2 separate regions of the Mus musculus genome follow, and region 2 is linked to region 1. The links are chromatin loops, found by intact Hi-C in ENCODE. Cell type or tissue: gastrocnemius. All regions are shown on one strand. Each heading gives the region's core, and the rest is flanking DNA. Links, peaks and the distances in the headings are about the cores only.

Region 1 (8,719 bases), core at 1-5,000:
CGTGCTCATCACAAACCAAATGAGGCTGGCCCCAACCCAGCCAGGCAGGCGGGAAGGCGGCTCTGTGTGTTGAGAGGAGAAAATGAACCTGCCTGTTGTCATTCGAGAAAAAGGAGGGAGTGAATGGTGTGTTCTGCCCCTGCGCGCTGAGCAGGGGCAAGACTCTGCTTTAATATTCTGCTGAATGTGGTATTTCTTTTAACCCTTTCAGAGATTTTTTTTCAATCCCCAGAATAAGGCTTTCCTGCCTAGCAAGGGGTAAAGCTCCCAACCTGGACACTGAGAGACGGGCCACAGCTCCGAAGTAGACCCTGGCAGCAGGCCTAGGTGATACGGCCCATGCACACCAGACTGGGTACACAATGGCACCCATGAACAGCTCCGCCAGGAAGGCAAGGGACTAGTGGGGGGAGGGACGACAAGTGTTTCAGGAGGAATGTGTCCTGGCGCCTGATGTGTTCTGTTCCCTCGAATTTGCTCTGCAAACTAGTTTGCCTATATACACATTCCCTCCATCTATTGAGACTCAAAGCCGAGAGCGCACTTCCTAAAGTGTACATCTGAGACCGAATCCCTGACCCTTCGGAGGTGCAAAGAGAGGTAAACCGGACCAGCGCAGCCCCAAACTGAAGACTTGAAGCCACCCCAGCTCACAGTCCTGTAGGCCACTCCACCTTGCGACAGTTCTCAACCGGCTTTGTTGCGGGGTGATTTCTCTCCTTTTCTATTTCGACTGCTTCTGCACGTGTCTCCGGATGAATCAACCTCAAGCCTACGCTGGGGTGCTAGCCACACTCCATACCAGTCGAAACCCTGCACATTCCAAAAGTCACACACACACACACACACACACACACACACACACACACACACACACACACGAAGACCAGCAGCCTCGCAGGGCAGCAGGAGGTCAAGCGCAAACAAAAAGCCACCTTCAGGAAACAAGCGAGAGCTTTCTGTGCAGTAATTGCTGCTTCCTCGCTTACCCATCTCCACGGAGACTGAGCAGCGGTAGTCTTTGCCATGGCTAAGACATCTTCCCTGCTATGACCAAGAGGGGCACGGGTGTATGCCAGTGCTTACTGGAAGGGTTAGAGACGCTGGACCAATGTTGGTCTGGAGTTTCCACTGAACGAGTCCGTTTCACCTGGAACCTGCAATCCAGTGGAGCCAGCTCTCAAATGGGAACACAACAGGGGAAACAGAGAGCTGCGAACCTTCCACGAGGAATGTCCCTACGGGTGGAGTCCACCTGGCCAGAGACATCCATCGGGATGTGGGGCTTCCAGCAGGGGTGGCGTGGCGGCGGCGCCTCACCCCAGAGTTGCTCTGTTCGAGATAACTCTAACTGCTCCTTCTCTACTGAGATGCGTCCCTGGAGGTGGCGGCCGCCGCGGCTCCGCAGGGAAGGTTGGGGGCGGGGAAGGGGGCGGGAGGCGGGGAGGCGAGCAGGGATTTCCCACGGGATTCGCGGGAGCCCTGAGCGCCGGGGCTCCTGGGTGCGCCGGGTAAGGGGTCCGCTGAGCGGGTTTGGCTGGCCACCAGCGGGAGGCACAACCACGCTGAGCCAGCAGGGATGGTGTCTTGGCTCGTGGGCTCGCAGCCACGCAGTCTCTTCTAACTGCCGGATGAGTTTAAGCACCGCCAGCACTCACCCAAGCCCACCCCTGCTCCAAAGCTCAGAAGGCGAGAAAGGCGTCCGCCTCGCACTTGCTGTCCCTGGAAGATTGCAACCCGGCAGCTTCTAGGGCTGATTTCCCCCCCAGGGTGCGGTCAATGGATTTGGCCCCTCTCGTTTGGCAGTCACTTGCTGGGGTACTAGTAGGACCTTCTGTGATCCCCCAAGCAGCCTGCCTGCGGAGCCCAGAGTCCGGAAACCTCAGACTGCGAAAGGGAGACAGCAAGCTACCGCTCGCCAGCCAGCGCATCCAGGCCCGGGATAGAAAGAGCCGAAGGTGCCGACTCTAGGAGCCCAGTGGCCCGAGGTATCGCTTCCCAGACCAGCTTCGCCCAGAGCTAAGGAGCTTGCACCGCAATGCAGCGGGATCCAGGCTCTCTAAGCCGGAGATGTCCGGTGATCGTGCTGTCTGGGAGCACCAGAGCGCAGGAGCCGAAAGACTCTGCGTGCGAACGAACCTGCTGTGGGCGCCCAGGGTCGGCGCAGGGCATGCCTGTGGGTACCGCCCCATCCCGGTGCCCCATCTCTACCCAGGATCGGTGACATTCTCTCTCTCCAGCACCAGGATGCCCGGCCGAGCAGCCAAAGGAGCCCTGCAAAGCGCGCGGCACCCATGAACTGGCAGCCGGCAGCCACCAAGTTGCTCCGCGAAGGGTACGTTACCTTCCATCGCGGCCACTGCAGATGCCAGGAGGAAGAGCAGCAAGCAATCCAGGGCCATCGCCGGCCAGCGGCCCCCAGGCCGAGCCCCAGCGGAGACGCGCCGCGTCCCAGGGCGCCGCTGCGCTCCCGGCGGGTGGCTTCTCCGTGTCCTTTCGCGCTCTGGCCGGGACCGGACTCCCCGGAGCGCGGCGTGGGCGTGGGCGGGAGTGTGCGCGCGTGGGGCGGTGCGGGCGCGCGTGGATGTGGGTGTGCATGTGTGTGTGTGTGTTTATGGGAGAGGTGGGTGTGTGCGTGCGTGTGTGAGAGAGGGTGAGGGAGAGCGAGCCTGGGAGAGCGCGCGAGAGCGTGTGCGTCCTGGTGTCACATTGCGAGCTACAGCGGAGCCTACGGGAGGACAGAGCGGGCCAGACTGACGGGGGAGGGAGCGGGATCCCCCACCATCAGCTCTCTCTCCACCCCTAACACCTCCTGTCCAATCAAGGAATCAAACCTGCAAAATTCCCTCATCCAATCAGGCGCGAGCACCTCCTTACACTGGCATTGTTAGTTTAAGAAAAACTTTTGCTTGCAAGGCTGTGTGGGAGGGTTAGGAAGGCGCTAGGAGGTGATCGCGCTCCCTCTTGTGGTGATTTAGGAGAACTGCAGCCTCGCACGCTCGCTTTCCCCAAGCTGAAAAGGAGGGGCTCAGCCAAGAAGTCAACTGAGGTCCCTTATGCTTACAGACACCCCACAGCTACTCCTGACTATTCCTATGCAGAATGCCGCCACCCTATATCATTTTACTAATCAATTTTGTTTATTTTTGAGTCTTGTCTGATCTCGTTCACTCAGAATTCCTGGAACCTTAACAGTGTCTTATTCTTGGCATGCATCTGTGGAGTGAGTGAATATGGTTTCAAGACTTTATGGCCGGCTGCTCGGGGGTAGTTAGAACACCCTGTGGGCTTCCTATCATATCCTCAGCTGTATATCTCCAAAAGTCTCTTCCCAGGTGGATCTCTGAGCATCCACTGTAGGGCCTGCTGTCAGAAGACAGTCATAATGGGAAGACATGAAGAAACAGCCGAAAGTCTGACAACTTGTTGGGGTATGGGGAAGGGAGACATTGCTTTGAACCAGGCCTGGAGGTAGGTGGGAAGGACTGAGTTCTGCAACCACAGGAAAACCAGGCTCCAGAATAGAAGTGGTTTCCCACCATCAGCTCTGATGATAATGCCCCATTTTGCTGTCTGTTGATCAGGTCAGGCTGTTTCAGATCCGGCCCTGGCCTTGATGCTTGTCAGAAGCTGTGTGGCAGAAGGTCCTCACCTCCTCCCGCAAGGTTAGGGATGCTCCTGGAAGACTCATGTGGGAGGGGCTTCAGCCCCCTCCCCAAACCTTTTAAAGACATTAACATCTGGCAACTCTCCTTTGGGAATTTAGTTACATTGATTCCCCACCCTGGGTACTTACTCTGTCTTTCACAGACACTGCCTCCCTCTTCACCACCCCAGCCACACTCAGACCCCTGATTCTGACAGGTCTTTGTTTCCCAGACTTTGACACAGGCTGTTTGTGTCTTCCCCTACCATCCACCCATCCGGCCTCAGAACCTGAAAGGATGACGTCAGTGACCGCTGCTTAATCTTCCCTAATACTACCTCAGCTGCTCTTTGTCCCTCCACAGCACTGTGTCTTGAAGTCCCTTAAGTGAGGGATGCCCCTCTCTGACATGGGTGAGTACTGGGTCTTTTGCAGCTTTGGCAACACTCTCCACAGTCCAATTTCACTGCCTACCTGTCTTACTACTTCTTGCCCTTCCTCCTTCATCCCTCCAGCCTCTAAGAGAGGAATCCCCAAAGCTCTTACCTTGAAACCCCTCCCCCTCCCTGCACTGGTGACCAACTGCATCCATCCCTGTGGATGGATTATAGATAGATGATGGATGGAAAACAGACTGATGGATGGATGGATGGATGGATGGATGGATGGACAGACAAATGGATGGGTGGATGGACAGACAGATAGGTGAATGGACAGATGAATGGATGGATAAATGGGTGGATGGATGGATGGATGGATGGATGGATGGATGGATGGATGAATGATGACAAGCAGATGAATGGATGGGTGGGGTGGGTAGATGATCTCAGATGGATGTTGGGTGCATGCATGAGTGGTTTGTGGGCTCTTTCCTTCCCTCCACCCCACCAAGCACACCCAGCAAAACCCCCTCTCCTGCTTCCTCTTCTTTATGCCTTTGTCTCAGGTCTATCCATCTGTCTCAGCTCTGTGTCACCCCTCCTCCCTCTGGACAACTGAAGAATCTAACTGGCCACCCGGTTTCTGTCCTCTGTAACCCCGCTGAGTGCTGCCGCCAGCGTAATCTTTCCTAAGCTAATCTTGGTCTTATCTCTTCATAGTGTTTCAACCCAGCGGCTCCTCACTGTCTCCTGAAGAAAGACAGGCCACTCTGGCGAGGCCTCCAGATTCCAGGACAGGATTCCCAGAACTGTATTCTCATCCCAGTTTTTGCTAGGCGTTCTCTTGGCCTGCAACTCTTGGCTCCTCGGTGCCTCCGTATCCTACCTTAGCCCATCCCACATTCACCCACCTATTCAGGAAATGTTTACTGGGTGCACCAGGCACACCGTGGAGCAGACCGGGGACATGATGGACAGGAAACTTATCACATAGTAGAGTAATGACAATAAAAAAGTGGGCAATGGTGTGCTAGGCTGTCAAAGGCCTTGAGGACAACAGAACACGGAAGCTGCTGTGCTGGGCAGGACAGAAACAGCATTGGTTTGTTGAGCACCATGTATGGTGTTTACTTTCATAACCAAAATGAAGTTAGTTGAATTTCTTGCCTTCTCTTTCTACCCACATCCATCGAGGAGCTTTTTTTGCTGTCCCTCTGATCCATCTCTTCCAGCCACATCTCCGTGTGTGCTCTGTCGGTCTCCCTGATCTGGCTGCAGATAGAACTGGACACTATCCACCTGTGAAATGTCACACCTTGGAGGTCCCTTGGAGCACACCAAGTAGAGTACAGACATCCAAAAAGAACCCTGCTAGGTCTTTCAACCACCAGCTGAGCTCTCTGAAAACAGCAGTTTCCTGGTCTCACCCCTGCTGAGTGAGATCAGTAGGGAACTGGGAGAAGCAGACCCTTCAGTGTGGTCTGATAGCCCTGCCTCCCTTTACTTAGTGAAGCTTGGTCTAACTGTTTCAAATTGCTCCAGAGCTTCCTCTAGAGACAGCTTGGAGGTGATACACCATGCTAGACCCAGGCTCCCAATTTCATCTCTTCTGATTTGTTTCATGTGGTGCCTGCACTGGAAATGTCTTTCTATTAGAAGGAAAGAGTCTACATACTACCTGGAAGGAGGAAGGCAGAGACAGGTAATTGATGGCTGGATTGCCAGGGGTGGCAGTATCCACCCAAGGACTATGGCGACAGCCTCTGTGACTTCTAGAAGTTGCTGATGCTTTCAGGGAGAAGACCCTCAGTTGGGGGCTGCCTGCCTGTTAATTTTTCCTTATAACTGAAGAAACAGGCTTTTCCTGAACACGTTAATCAAATCACTGTTGTTGGGTTTTGGGGGGGGGAGACCTTGAGGTGGGGTGGGTTTTTGTTTGTGGGGGGAGGGTTGCTGCTTTGGTTTTTAGTTTTTAGGTTTTTGCTGTGCTGTTTTGTTTTGTCCTGTGGAATGTACTGATCTTTCTCATGCAGTGAGTTGTACCCCAAATACCCTAAACAGCATGGCTGGTGCAAGCCAACAAGCCTGAGGACATGTCATACCCCACCACCACACCTTCCTTTGCTATGTTTCCCTTCTCTGATGTCAAATGCTCAGTTGTTCTCTTGATTAATCACTGAGCTATTTGATATCACTAAATCACGCCTGCAGAGTGACAGATGTGCACTACCAAGGCCAGCAGCCGAGGGCTTGCAGACACCCAAGCAGGGACCGAACCCTTTCCGGGAGACTCCGAGGCCCTTCTGGCTGAAAGGCTTGGAGGAAGCCCACCAGTTCACTACTTACAAGGAATCAATTTGAGGTCTCGTGGTTGTAAAGTGTTGCTGGTGAAAACAATTGCAACATTTTCATCTCAAGGTTACCTGGTTAGAAAGTTCTCCATCTGCCCCCAACTTACACACTTTTTTTATTATATACACAACCTGTGTCTTCATTCTACCTGTTAGCTTACAACCTGGAGAGAGACCGCTCGCTTGGGTGCTTGTATGTGAGAATTTCCTTTTAAAATATATTCTCCTCATAAAGCAATGCTTTTGTTACCTACTTTGTGACTTTGCAGAGTCTTAAGCTGTAAGACATATTCTTCATTAATTCTTCTCTGAGACGTATGTGGACTCTTTTAAGATTCGTTTGAGTGCATGGTAGTCAATGAGATACTTCTGCTACTTCTTTGTTCTTTCTGCATTCACTCAGCAGCAGTTTTTGCTGCTTCTTGTAGAGTTCTGGGGAGAGCCTGTGATGTCTGTAATCTAGTCTCTTTCTGTAGGATTACTACCATCGGCCATCTTCCTAGACACAGAGGTAAAGAGCCAAAGTGCATCCTCATTCTTGCTCTCCACAGTGGCCCCTGGACAGGGGCTTTCAAGGAGCTGCTGCTTCTGTCTCGGGCAAATTTCCTAGCAGATGCAGATGCAGATGAGGGTTTACATAACAAGGTAGCAAATACTGACAGGCAACCTCATTGCCAGGGTATGAAAGGAACTGACAACACTTTCAAGGTAGATGAAGTAGGATGGAGGAAAGAAATGATCAACCACACGTATGCCATATGCTAAACTCTCTTCCTTAAAAGCCAGGTTTTAAGGGTGTGTGTGTGTGTGTGTGTGTGTGTGTGTGTGTGTGTGTTCTTCGAGAATCTCATGCAATGTGTTTTGATCATTATGATTCCTCCCCTAATTCTTTCCAGACCTAATATCCCCTTCCCCACCCACCCAACTTTGTGTCTATTTATTTATTTATTTATTTATTTATTATTTTCTTTAAACCATCAATCAATTTGTTACTTTTTAACACATCAAGTTCAATGTGTGCTACCCATAGAATCTCATAGATGTGACCTTCAAATGGAACATAGTCGACTAATCAAGGGCTACAGGCTCCTAGGGAACTGGCTCCCCTCCTCTGAGCAGCTGTTAAATTGTCAATAACTCTGCAGTTGCAGGTGAAACTTTGTGCTCACCTCCCTTCCCCATCCTCGGATTTTGGTCTGGCATGCACATGCGCAGGTCTTGAGCGGGTTATCATAACTCCCGTGATTCCATGTGTGCAGCTGCTTTGTTGTGTCCAGAAGACATTGCTTTCTTCTGGTCATCCTCCAACCCACTGGTGTAGTGGTGTTGCAAGCATCATGGGTGTAACCAACAACTCTCCTATGGAACCCATGCTCGGCACTATTATCCAGTGAAGAACCTCTAACTAGACAGGTCATAAGCCCTACGAGAGAACCTATGACCATTAATTTCATAATGGACATAGTACTTAAACTTACTCCTCATAACGTTGTTACAGCCATAGATTAACACCAAGTATCGTCTTATTCCAAGGAAGAAGCATAAAAACAAGAGAGACAAGTGGTCAGGTAGACTAGCTCAGGAAGCCACAGCTCATTTCAGAACTGAAGAACAGTCAACTGACTGGAGAGGACACAGTAGTGATGTCTGTGAATCTTATTAACTGGCTTTCATCCTGTGACAGGTTAGGTCAGAGGACCAGAGAGGTGGGATGGTGGGTGGAGGAGGCTCAATAGAGCATACTCCTCTCTGCGAAGTAGCCGACACATGAATACAGCTGGACCTCCAACCCTATGCCTACATCAAGCAAGTACGAAGACAAACCAAGGATTAAAGGTCACCTGCTCACAAAATCCATTCCAAAGGAGTGAGTCTGTCCTCAAAGATAGGGAAAGGGATGAGGATGGCCCAAGAAAGGATGAGAACACAAGAGCAGAGCCTTACAACCCGAGTGAGGGACATCCACTGAGACAGATGCTTTATGAACTTCCAGGGGACATAACACTCCGAAGGCATAAGCTCCAAAGGCAAGAGAACAACATGAACAAGAAAGGCAACAGAACCAGCGAGGGAGCTCCTCTAATCAGGAAACAAATCAAGCGATAGAGAAGGGTTTTATCTATCTATCTACCTATCTATCTATTTATTTAAGATATTTTCTTTATTTACATTTCAAGTGTTATCCCCTTTCCTGGTTCCCCCTCTGAAAATCCCCTATCCCCTCCCCACTCTGCCCCACCCACTCCTGCTTCCCGGCCCTGGCATTCCCCTACACTGGGGCATAGAGCCTTCACAGGACCAATGGCCTCTCTTCCCATTCATGGATGACAAGGCTATCCTCT
Region 2 (10,482 bases), core at 3,195-8,194, 190 kb after region 1:
AGACAAAGATTTCCCAAAGCTCCCCCGTGAGATACCCGGATGTGGGTGATAATGGTCAGGCCTACTCTCACACCCGGCTCCTAACCAGGTCTTCCTCTACTCCAGCTACAATGAATTCTACTTCCTCACCCACCCCGCCCTGTTCATCGAGGATCACTTCCCAGACAACAAAAACTGGCAGCTGCTGAAGCCGCCCCAGTCTCTGAGGCAGTTTGAGAACAGCATGTACCACAAGAGTGAATTCTACAACAAGGGCATGCTGAGCGCCCACCCGGAGACGTCCATGATCAGAACAGGTAAGGAGAAGCACAAGGCGGAGCCCCAGTGACGGCTGAAGCTCCCTTCCCACTAGAGTAAGCCAAGAAAATCAGACCACCAAGCTTAGCTATCTTCTATGGCCTGAGCTGACACTCATCGCCCCTTGACACAGCATGGAAACCATGGCTGCTGGGCGTTTGCAACACTCTTAAGGGGCAAGGCCTGACCCCAGGACCAGACCCCAGGCAGAGAGGATAAAGAAGTGTCATGGACCTCAAAGGACTCCCCCTAAAGGACTGTTTCTCATGCCTCTCTGGGGATCCAGAGCCTGGTCCTGCTCTTGGCGCACCACAGCAGGGGTCAGGAAGGCTGACCAGCCCACCTCCCCCTTCTCATCAAAGCCCAACCTGACAGCACCAGCTCTGCCACCAGGAGGCCTCCACACATCCCAGACAGAAGGCCTGAGATCCCAGAAGCAATCAACTGGGGGGGGGGGGTGGGCATGAGGGATGATGGCCTTGACCCCACCCCACCCCACCCCACCCCACAGGCTGATGGGATAAGGGGACAAGGCAGGGGGGTCCACGAGGGGGCAGTCAGGAGCAGGTACCTCTTGCCCATTGCACTTCCCATGGATTCTTGATCTGGATGCAGAGCTGCAGTGGTCTCTGGTTAGTCACAGACACGTGGCCGCTTCAGCAGCCCACAGCTGCTCACTTCAAAGATCATTTCCTGCACCTGAGTCTGGCAGAGGTCTGCGGTCTCTATCGTGAGACATGAAGCCACAAGAAAGACTCGAGCAGACCACAGTGCCCTCGTGATCATACTGCTGAGTTGAGTTTGCCTTTTTTTGGGAGATGTAAAAATGTAAACACCAGATTTCTTAATTTATACTAACCTAAAACTCAATTCCATATTCATGCTCCTTATTGTAAGAATATTTCTTGGTGCCTGTGAGTTGCCTTGAGAATAGAGCTTGAAAAGAAGCAAGGGAAGGGGGCAGGGCGTGAGGGTAGGGTGAAGAGGAAGGAGAGAGTCACAGATACAGGGAGGAGAGAAGAGGCAGAGAGAATAAAGAAGTGCCAGCCACAGTCCTTCAGTGGCCTTTGGGGTCCCCAATAATTCACCTCTTCTAAGATGCTCAGCACACTTCTGCCAAATGTTCTCTAAGACAAGTGCTAAGCTCTTCCAAAGAGCCTACAGCCCAGACAAAGGCAGAACATAGAAAAAACACTCCCATGATTCATTCTGGAAAATGGTGGGTTCTCTGGAAGAGGCCTCCAGCATCCCTCCAGCACCCCTCCAGCATCCATCCCTCCAGCATTCCTCCAGCACCCCTCCAGCATCCATCCCTCCAGCATCCCTCCAGCATCCCTCCAGCATCCCTCCAGCATCCCTCCAGCATCCCTCCAGCATCCCTCCAGCATCCCTCCAGCATCCCACCAGCATCCCTCCAGCATCCCACCAGCATCCCTCCAGCATGTCCAGCTCACCTGAAGGGCTGAAGCAGACTCTTTGCAGCCAGGTCTTTAGGGTGAGTCCCCACCATACATGGAATGGAGGATTAATAGTGGACGTGAACCAGACAGCCTTCTCCTTTGCCTTTCTCCATCCATGAGCGGGACTGGAGAAGTTACTGGGCAAGGGCTGGGGTGGTCAGCTTCTAACAGAAGCCATGGCCGGGCTCTCAGAGCAGACACTGCCTGGGGAGCCAGACAAGCCCAGATAGAAAAAGCCTTCCTGAGCCAGTGAAAAGCAATGTTCCAGTAGAGGAGTACAGAGGCAAGGCAAGGGGGAGCTGGCAGGAGAGGGAATGGATTCAGTGGGTTCGCTGAGACCCAGGTCCAGAAGCACAGCTCTGGCTCCCTGTGTGAGAAGCAAGTGTTGGGAGGGGAGTCCAGAAAAATACCCTGTTAACACTCCTGGGCTTAGACTCCTGGAGGAAAGCCCGTTCTGGTTATGGTGTGGTGTTCATATGACAGCTGTTGATACCATAATCTTTTCAGGGGGGTGATACAAAAGTAATACTTCAGAGTTGTGGGGGGTGGGGTGGGAGGTGGTGGATGGATAGCTCAGTGTTTAAGAGAGCTTGGAGCTCATCCAGACGACCTGAGTTCTGGTACCCACATCCTTAAGTCAGCTCACAATCGCCTGTAACTCCATATTCAGGGGGATCAGTACCCTCTTCTGAACCATTACACACACACACACATACACACACACACATACACACACACACACACACACACACATACACACACACACACACACACGCACACACAGCATTCACACAAAGACATATGTGCACACACATAAAAATAAATCTCTTTTTAAGACGTAAGAATTGAATGAGACAGCACTCTTCCAATACTTTTAGGCCCCTCCCTGCTCTGGAATCAAATAAAATATCTAGGCAGGCTTCATCTAATGTAAAGCAAGTGGGAGAGTAGAGGAAGGGAACACATATGGCTAGGGTAGGGTTTTCTTGCCCATCCTCCACCCCACCCCACCCTCCCCAGTTATCACAGTTATCAGCTGTCTCAAAAATATTCACCCAAATGAGTCAGAAGAATACCGCGTTCAGGGCTGTCACACTGTTAAAAATCAAGCTTGGTAGAAATCTTCACAACCACGGACATAGACACACACTGTAAGTCACACCTCCCCCCCAGTGCTTAAGCATCCCCCAGCACACACTGGATCCGGCTCACCTAACCACAACTTCCTCTCCGCAGTCAATGGGAAAGCCACAATCACCATCGAGAGCCGGGCCCCAACACTGTTCATGTTCATGCTCAATGGCAAGCAGGAGCACGGGCTCCTGAGCCTCAGGAAGAACGGGATGAAGCTGGAGGTGTACCCTCCAACCATGGGCACCCACAAGCTGCAGATCTTCGCCAAGGGCAACTCTGAAATCTACAGCTCGGTGCTAGAATACACACTCAAGTGCAACTATGTAGACTTCTCTGTCCAGCTGCCCAGTGAGCTCCACCAGCCCGTGGGCCCCAGCTGGTTCTCGGAGCAGATGGGCATCACGAAGCCCTCTCACTCTGACCCTATCATTCACACCAGCGATGGCCGCTGCGCCATCAGCTTTAGCGTGGAAGAGGGCGTCAGTGTCCTGGCATCCCTTCATGGCGATGACGGCCCCATCACTGAGGAGACACAGCGGCGCTACATCTTCCAGTTGAACCGAGGGAAGAGGACCGAGCTCAAAGTCCAGCTGCCCCATGCCGGCAAGTTTGCCCTTAAGATCTTTGTGAAGAAGAGGCAGGAACAAGGGAACTTCATCTTTGTCTTCAACTACCTCTTGTGCTGCGCCAACACCAAGGTGAACTGGCCCATGTTCCCTGAGAGCTTTGGCAACTGGGGACAGGACAATGAACTGCTAGAGCCTCTCTCCGGTGTGCTTCCCGCCAACCGCAACATAGCCTTCAAACTAAAGCTGCATGGTATCGCCAAAGCTCTGGTGAAAGGACAGGACACGTGGCCCCTCACTCTTAACCCCGAGGGCTACTGGGAGGGCAGCTGCAACACAGCTGGCTGCCAGGAAGTCTACGTCATGGTGCTAGAGAATGCTAACCACAACTTCTACAGCTACATCCTGAAATACAAAGTGAATGACCAGTGAGGGGCTGCATTTCTTCACGGTCCCCCAGGGTTAAGGCCAGCCCTGCCCAGGGAGGGCCCAAGCTAAGAGCAGAGAGCCCAGGACACCACTAATCTGCATGAAACCACTTCTAGGCCTCTGCTTCAGTCCCCTCTGCCTCAATCTCCCTGCTGTGTCACAGGCACTGAGGAATTTGTGCCGCCAAAGGCTCACTCAATGTGGCTGTGGAAGAAGAGACAGAGGCCAGGGCCCTCTAGAAGAAAAAGGTGCTATGTAAATCCAAGGTATTGTGAAACGTACACCCCTGCCTGTGCCTGCTCTTGTGTTAGGACTTTGTTGCTGTAGAGCTGAATGGGAAAGCGGAGGTGTTGCGGGTGCTGAAAGCTTTCCCCACGATGCCTGCCTGGTGCTTGAGGCTGAATCTATGAGAAAGGTGTGCTCCCCCTGCAAGTAACATGGTGTTTCTCCCCACTACTTCTGGACCCCAGGGAATGTCGGGCCTGCCCATCTTCCACATTCCTAGTGCTCCTATTAGCTACTTCATGCTCTTCAAGAGCTTGCAAAGGGGGTGGGTGTAGAAAGCAAACCAGCTGACCCTCAGCCAACTGGAGGCTGCTGTCTCCTGATGCCTAGCATCTCTGAGATGTGCTAAGGGCAGGAAAGCAGCCGTGTGCACATTCGGATGTCCTGGCTGGGGACCAGGGATGGAGTGGGTTTGCAGGTCCAGCAACCCACATGGAAGGGTGAAGACCCCGATTCTATGTGCCTACCAGAGTTTAGCTGAGGGCCTGGAGATTGCCCCACCCCACCCCCCACCAGCCATCCTCAGGAGCCTCAAATGCCTACATAGCCCACTGGTAGCCTGGCTGATGACCTGGGCCCTGGGCAAGCAGATTAGCCCCAGCAGTTATCAGATACCAGGGATAGTGTCTGATAACAAGATGTTGCTCCTTCCTTACAAGCCAAACCAAGCTGAGGGGACCACCACCTGCCCCCTAGAGAAAGTGTTGGTCTCTGTCTCTGAGGAAAGCCCTATCATAGCCATTTTCCCTCCTGTCTTTCTCTGAGATGACAACCCCTGCCCTGAGTTCAACCTTCCTTCCATTGGGAACAGTTGAGGGCCTCTTACTTGCTCCGGCCTGTCCTAAAAAGCCTGAGCTGCCTAGCTGGCCCTCAGCAGCACCTGAGGCTGGTGTTTCCATGGCAACAGCTGAGGGGGGAAAAGCAGGCTGCTGCAAACAGGGAAGGCCTGAGGAGAGCCCCCCGACAAGAGGTTCCTGCAGTAGCATCCCAGTGCACAGATGTGCTCCAGGAGGGTCCCTACCAAATTTCAGGGTTCTAGGACTCTGCTCACTGTGCCTGTCTCAGGACCACCCCCCCCCCCAATCCCTCACTGCTCTCTAAGGAATGTCCTCAGGCTCAGCTGCCGCCAGAGCCAGCCTGGGATACTCACAGCCTCTACAGTCAAGTCTTTCCTCAGTAAGAGCCCATCAGACTCCTTCGATAAGTGGCTGACCCCTCATGCTAGATCCTGGGACTATAGAGGTGAACACAAAGGACTCAGCCATAGGCACCCGCATCTCTGGGTGGGCAGTCTGCCAAGTGGAACCTATCTGAAGACCTAGGAGCCCAGAACTTCAGCTCTTCATTCCCTTCTGCCCCTTTCCCACAGGTCCCCACTGCTACCCACCTGATACCACATAGCCCCCCTCCACCAGACTGGGTAGCCTCACTTGTGATTAGCATGGCTGCTAGGGGCTGAGCTGCCTTGGCTCATGTCCAGGGTCCTCTGGCAGTCTCAGCCCATCAGCATCTTGTCACTCACGCCTGGAAAACGCACCAAAGTGGGGTGGGGTGGGGTGGGAGGTGGCGTTGTCTCCACTACAAGAAGACGGTGGAGTTTGCACTGCCTGGAAACAGCCTTTCCTCACCCCTTTTATTTTATGAGCAGTAAGAACTGTGCTATGTTTTAACGAAATAGTAAGTGCTTCGGCGGTCCCTGCCACTCGCTAGACACAGCCGCGACAGCCACTGCTAGCCCTGCAGAAAATGATCCCCATGTTTTTTTCAAAACAGCATAATTAATCTATTCTGGAGCTTGTGGAGGATGCTACCCCACAAAACAGGAGCTGTCCTCAGCACCAGAGACCCAGACCGAGCCTCTCCCAGCGGCCCGGGTCAACCACACGCTCCGCCCTCCTCATATAACCAGGTAGTCCCTTTGTCAAGGCAACTGTAGGTGCACTCGGAAAAACGCCTGCGTTTCTTTTTACTGAAGCAAAGATACACGAAACCGAATCCAATCTTCATGAATTTTTACACGCATGCTGCTCAGCCTGAAAATTTGGAGGCTGCGTTTTGAAGGCTTTTTATTCAAATCCCCCTCTTTGTCTGCTGGTCCACGAGTCTCATTGGCCGATCAAATGGCACGAGCGCCCCCTGGTGGATCACGTGCGAAGTTGCCACCGCTGCAAACCCCCAAGCTGGCTCTTTTTATGATGTTTGTTAAAAATCACTAGGTGCTTTCTCGTCCCTTGCGGACAAGTTATGCTGTCTACGGCATCCACATCGTGGATAGTTATCCTCGTGGTTGATATGCCAATGTCAGCGTTGTCTTGCAGACTGTCAGAAGAGCCTGGGGAGACTTCCCTGGCCTGGCGTGGTGAGAAGATAGGATGGGATTAAGAATTGAGCATCTTGCCCAGAAAGCTTTTCCTGAGACAGAAACCCTGGGCACAGGAATGCCTGTCTGGGGTCGCTGTGATCACACTCATTACTATGGCAATGACAGGCTGAAACTGATCAAACTCAGCGTTTTGCCAGGCAGGCCCCAGGATGGGCGCCAGGGTGCAGAAGGATGGGGCGTGGTGAGGCAAAAGGGTGCAATTAAGCTCTTTCAGCTTGCTTCAAAAGTGCCACCAGCTCAGCTGGACTGTTCTCTGTCTGATTGTGAATATTTTGAGTTCTCCATATGTTACATTGTCCCACGAGGACGGACTCCTCCCGGCCCACAGAGATTAAAGAGACGTAAATAGATTAACTGAAGCATGAAGGATTTGAGCTAGATATAAAGAACCATTTCCTGTTGTGAAGCAGGAGGGACACGTTGCCAATAAACTCTCGGCGAAATTCTCAAAGGACTTGAAAAGGAGAAAAGTTCCCGCAGTGGTCCGGCATTTTCTTTGCCGTGCTTACTGAAGCGGTTGGGTTCTCCCTCCGCTAACTCGTAACTCTTAAACAGTACTGGTTGGCCGGCAGTAAACACCAGGTTAATGGTGTGACCATATAGCTCACTGTTGTGGGATTTCAAAGGCCGTTTATCTGAGGTCTGCCATTTCCTTTCATCTGGAGTAAGTAAAGCCGCAGAGGTGACTATTTCTCCCCGTGTGTGCTGAGTAGTGTGGGCCACTGGCTGTTAAAGATGCTGTCCTCACATTGTTGCTGGGGTTCTTTTTCAATAAAATTTATATTCATTTTTATCCAACAATGTAATTATCGATCCATCCTTATCGCTGCTCTTACAAGGAGAAAAAAAAAAAAAAACAACCAAGGGGGGAGGGCAACACTTTCATGTTCAAAGGATGCTTTTAAAAAAAAGAAAAGATCAATGTCCCCGCCATTTGAACGTGATGGGGAGATGCAAATGGGGTGTTGGGCAAATAGCGATTCCACATTAAAGAAAACATAATTAGGTCAGCCCCGGCCCTCCGAGGCTCACGTGCCTTTGAAGAATCCGAAGACCACGCTTCCTTCATTGAATCTTGTTTAACTTGAACATTTTAAAGTCAGCCCAAATTTCTTTTTAGAGTGGGAGAAGAAAAACGTGCCAAAATTTTTCCTGTCAACCTACTTTTGGGGTGCTGAATATATGCTATACGTTTCTTGATATTCACGCACACACTCGAAACTTTCCAGGTTGCCTAAACTGATTACTCGTAAATTAGACATTTAGAGGACTGGAGGAAAAAAGAAAAAAATGAAAATCTAGACACCTCTGAGAAGCTGCTGTAACCATGGAGACCATTCTCATAGCTGTAGTGTGAAGGGCAAAAAGATTTGTGTTCCCAAATCTGAGCTTATCGCATCCCTCATTGCCAGACACAAAAACCCGAGATGTGTTACACTTCATCCTTGGGGTGGGGGTTCACAGAGGAATGCAATCCACGGGTAAGGGAAGTTTCTAATGACACACTATGGAGCAATCGGAACAAACTGTCTCTAGGTCTTAGGTGCAGTAGAAGGACAAACTCTTAAATTATTGGAACGGGCTGCAAGTTCCCAACCAAGAGCTGGAATAGACTGACCTCCGATGTTTCTTCCAGTCCAGAGGCTCTGTGAAGCTGTGTCTTTGTGAACAGATGATGGCAGGCACCAGCCTGGGCTTGTCAGTTAGGCAACATCTGAAGGGCCCTGCTGTGTTAAGAGCCTGCTCCCTAAGCCCCGGGCATGCTACACCGCACGCCTTTTACTTTCCTGCGGGCGGGCGAGGGGATGCACAGGCTCAGCAGGTGGACAGACCACAGGGAACCAGCAGCCCAGACAGAGGCTGGTCCACTGTGATTTGCAGACAGAACTGAACAAGACTAAGATGTCTCGAGGAAGTCTCTTTTCTTCCACCTCATCCTCAGACCTCAAGTCAGAAAAATTATTCTTAAGGCAATCAAATTCCTGCGGAGGATGCCTAGGGGTGTCCTGTGACCTCTACCATCCTCCATGGCAAGATCTGGTCCATATGGAGGCTTTGGGGCCTTGTCTCATGTGCTTCTTCACCCACTGTGAGTGCTCAGGCCCACCACTCCCTCAGCGCCACTTCTTGGGCCTCTGTGTGCCAAGGTGGGTCCTGCCTAGGTCATTACTGTCCACACCAACCTCAGATCTGAACATCCACCCCCACCTGAGCTGTGTTCAGACAAAATGCTTTTCATGATCCTTCCCAAGGAAGTTCATGGTCTCTGGAGAAGGCACTGGTGGGCAAGGTAAGTCTTCAAACAAAAATTGATTTTAGGTCTACAATCCTACCTCCTTAAACACACCTGATCCAGCTTGATCTCTGAAGCTAGGCAGGGCCAGATCTGGTTAATGCTTCAATGAGAAACAAAGGCTTATTTTGATAGATAATCAAGAGAGTGCCCAGTCACCTCCTTCTCCTCTAGAGACATCATGTCAAGTGCTTCATTCCCAAGGATAGTGTAATGATGGCTCTTCAAAGAGGGACACAGATGAGGGGCCATGGAGAGACGTCTCCCCTGCAGTTGAGTGAGCTGTAAGCAGCAGCTTTAGTTCAAAGGCTGCCTTCCTGTGATCCTCCTGGACCAGCAATGGCATGCACTGATCACGTAGAAGCACCAGTCAGAGCCAGCATCAAGCTTTGGGAATTCAGTGTCCTGGAGACCATGGCTGTGCAACATAAAAGGCCAGCGATCGGGACCAGGTAGGCAGCACCTCAGACTGAGATGGGACATGACAGGAAGCCCCAAAGCACAGGTCCCCTGGTGAGTCCCCTGATGGTAGGGGCTATGGCGACAATCCTTAGGATAATCAATAGGAGACACCACAATCCACACTACCCTTCTTTTGAACATGTTGGTCCCTGTTGTAGCGACAGTCTTCCCTCCCTCTCTCCTGGAAAAGCCTTGCCTGGCCCTCATCCATCCTCCGGGCTCACATCATATTTGTGACTCAGAACTCTGCACAATCGGGTGATGAGAAGGGATTGGAACTTCACCACTGAACTGCAATTTTTTTCCATACAGTTTTATTCAAAAAATATTTTCATACAATATATTCCAATTATGGCTTTCCCCTCCCAGATCCTTCCAAACTCTCCATCCATCCACCGCCATGCCCTTTCTTTCTCTCATTTTGGAAAGCAAACAAGCCCATCGGTGGTGATGCACACCTTCAACCCTAGCACTTGGGAGGCAGAAGCGGGTGGATCTGAGTTCCAGAATCTCTAGGAGTTCGAGGCCAGTCTGTTCCACAGAATGAGTTCTAGGACAGCCAGGGATACAGGGAGAAACCCTGTCTCAAACAAACAAACAACAACAAAGCAAACAAAATGGCAAAGAAAAATAATAATTTAAAAAGAAAGAAACACACACATACACCAACAAAAATTCAAAATTGTGGAGCCGAAGAGATGGCTCATCAGTTAAGAGCACTGGCTGCTCTTCCAGAGGTCCTGAGTTCAATTCCCAGCAACCACATGGTGGCTCACAACCATCTGTAATGGAATATGATACCCTCTTCTGCATGAAGACAAAGCATGAATATATATTTTTAAAAACACAAAATTGGACACCATGATACATACATGAGGAGATCAGTAAAACTGAAAAAAACTGAAAAAAAAAAAAAAAAAAAGACCCAAAGCAAGATGAGACCAAAAGTCTACAAAAATAGCATTGAGTTGGTTTGTGTTGGCCACCGGCTGCTGGGTCCAGAGCTTACATGTGTGGCTAATACACCCAATGACAGTCCACTGGAGAAATTCAGTTTTTCCTTCGCGAGTGGGTATCAACTGCAGAGAGCTTCTTGGTTGGAGACAGGAGCTCCGGTCCACTTCCCCCTTCTCAGAACTGAGAATTCTTGGAACACACACTTTGGTTCTGCTT

The links. A loop is a pair of places that touch in the nucleus more often than their neighbours do. Peaks named below come from ENCODE experiments on the same cell type or tissue, not always from the same donor. Only the 100,000 strongest peaks of a DNase experiment are listed, where the experiment ranks them.
Region 2: a loop joins it to region 1, with 2.8 times the contacts of the local background. A loop is called at or near these places in 4 of 42 quality-filtered maps.

The regions. Positions count from the first base shown.
Region 1 is chr9:102,351,938-102,360,656 of GRCm38, forward strand. It overlaps Ephb1 (Eph receptor B1), which reads right to left and starts at 2,756. Exons shown (of 16, transcript NM_173447.3): 1 at 2,345-2,756. The coding sequence starts at 2,402. In gastrocnemius, for the core only: no CTCF peak of the experiment used is centred there; DNase peaks (open chromatin) are centred at 27, 359, 708, 1,034 and 2 more places; H3K4me3 peaks cover 2,130 bases; H3K27ac peaks cover 480 bases.
Region 2 is chr9:102,538,893-102,549,374 of GRCm38, forward strand. It overlaps Ky (kyphoscoliosis peptidase), which reads left to right. Exons shown (of 11, transcript NM_024291.3): 10 at 106-296; 11 at 2,994-7,347. The coding sequence ends at 3,889. Among named protein-coding and RNA genes, the nearest start is that of Gm29387, 15 kb to the right of the region's middle. In gastrocnemius, for the core only: a CTCF peak has its summit at 6,314 (motif pointing left); DNase peaks (open chromatin) are centred at 4,578, 5,101, 5,600, 6,299 and 1 more place; H3K4me3 peaks cover 397 bases; H3K27ac peaks cover 261 bases.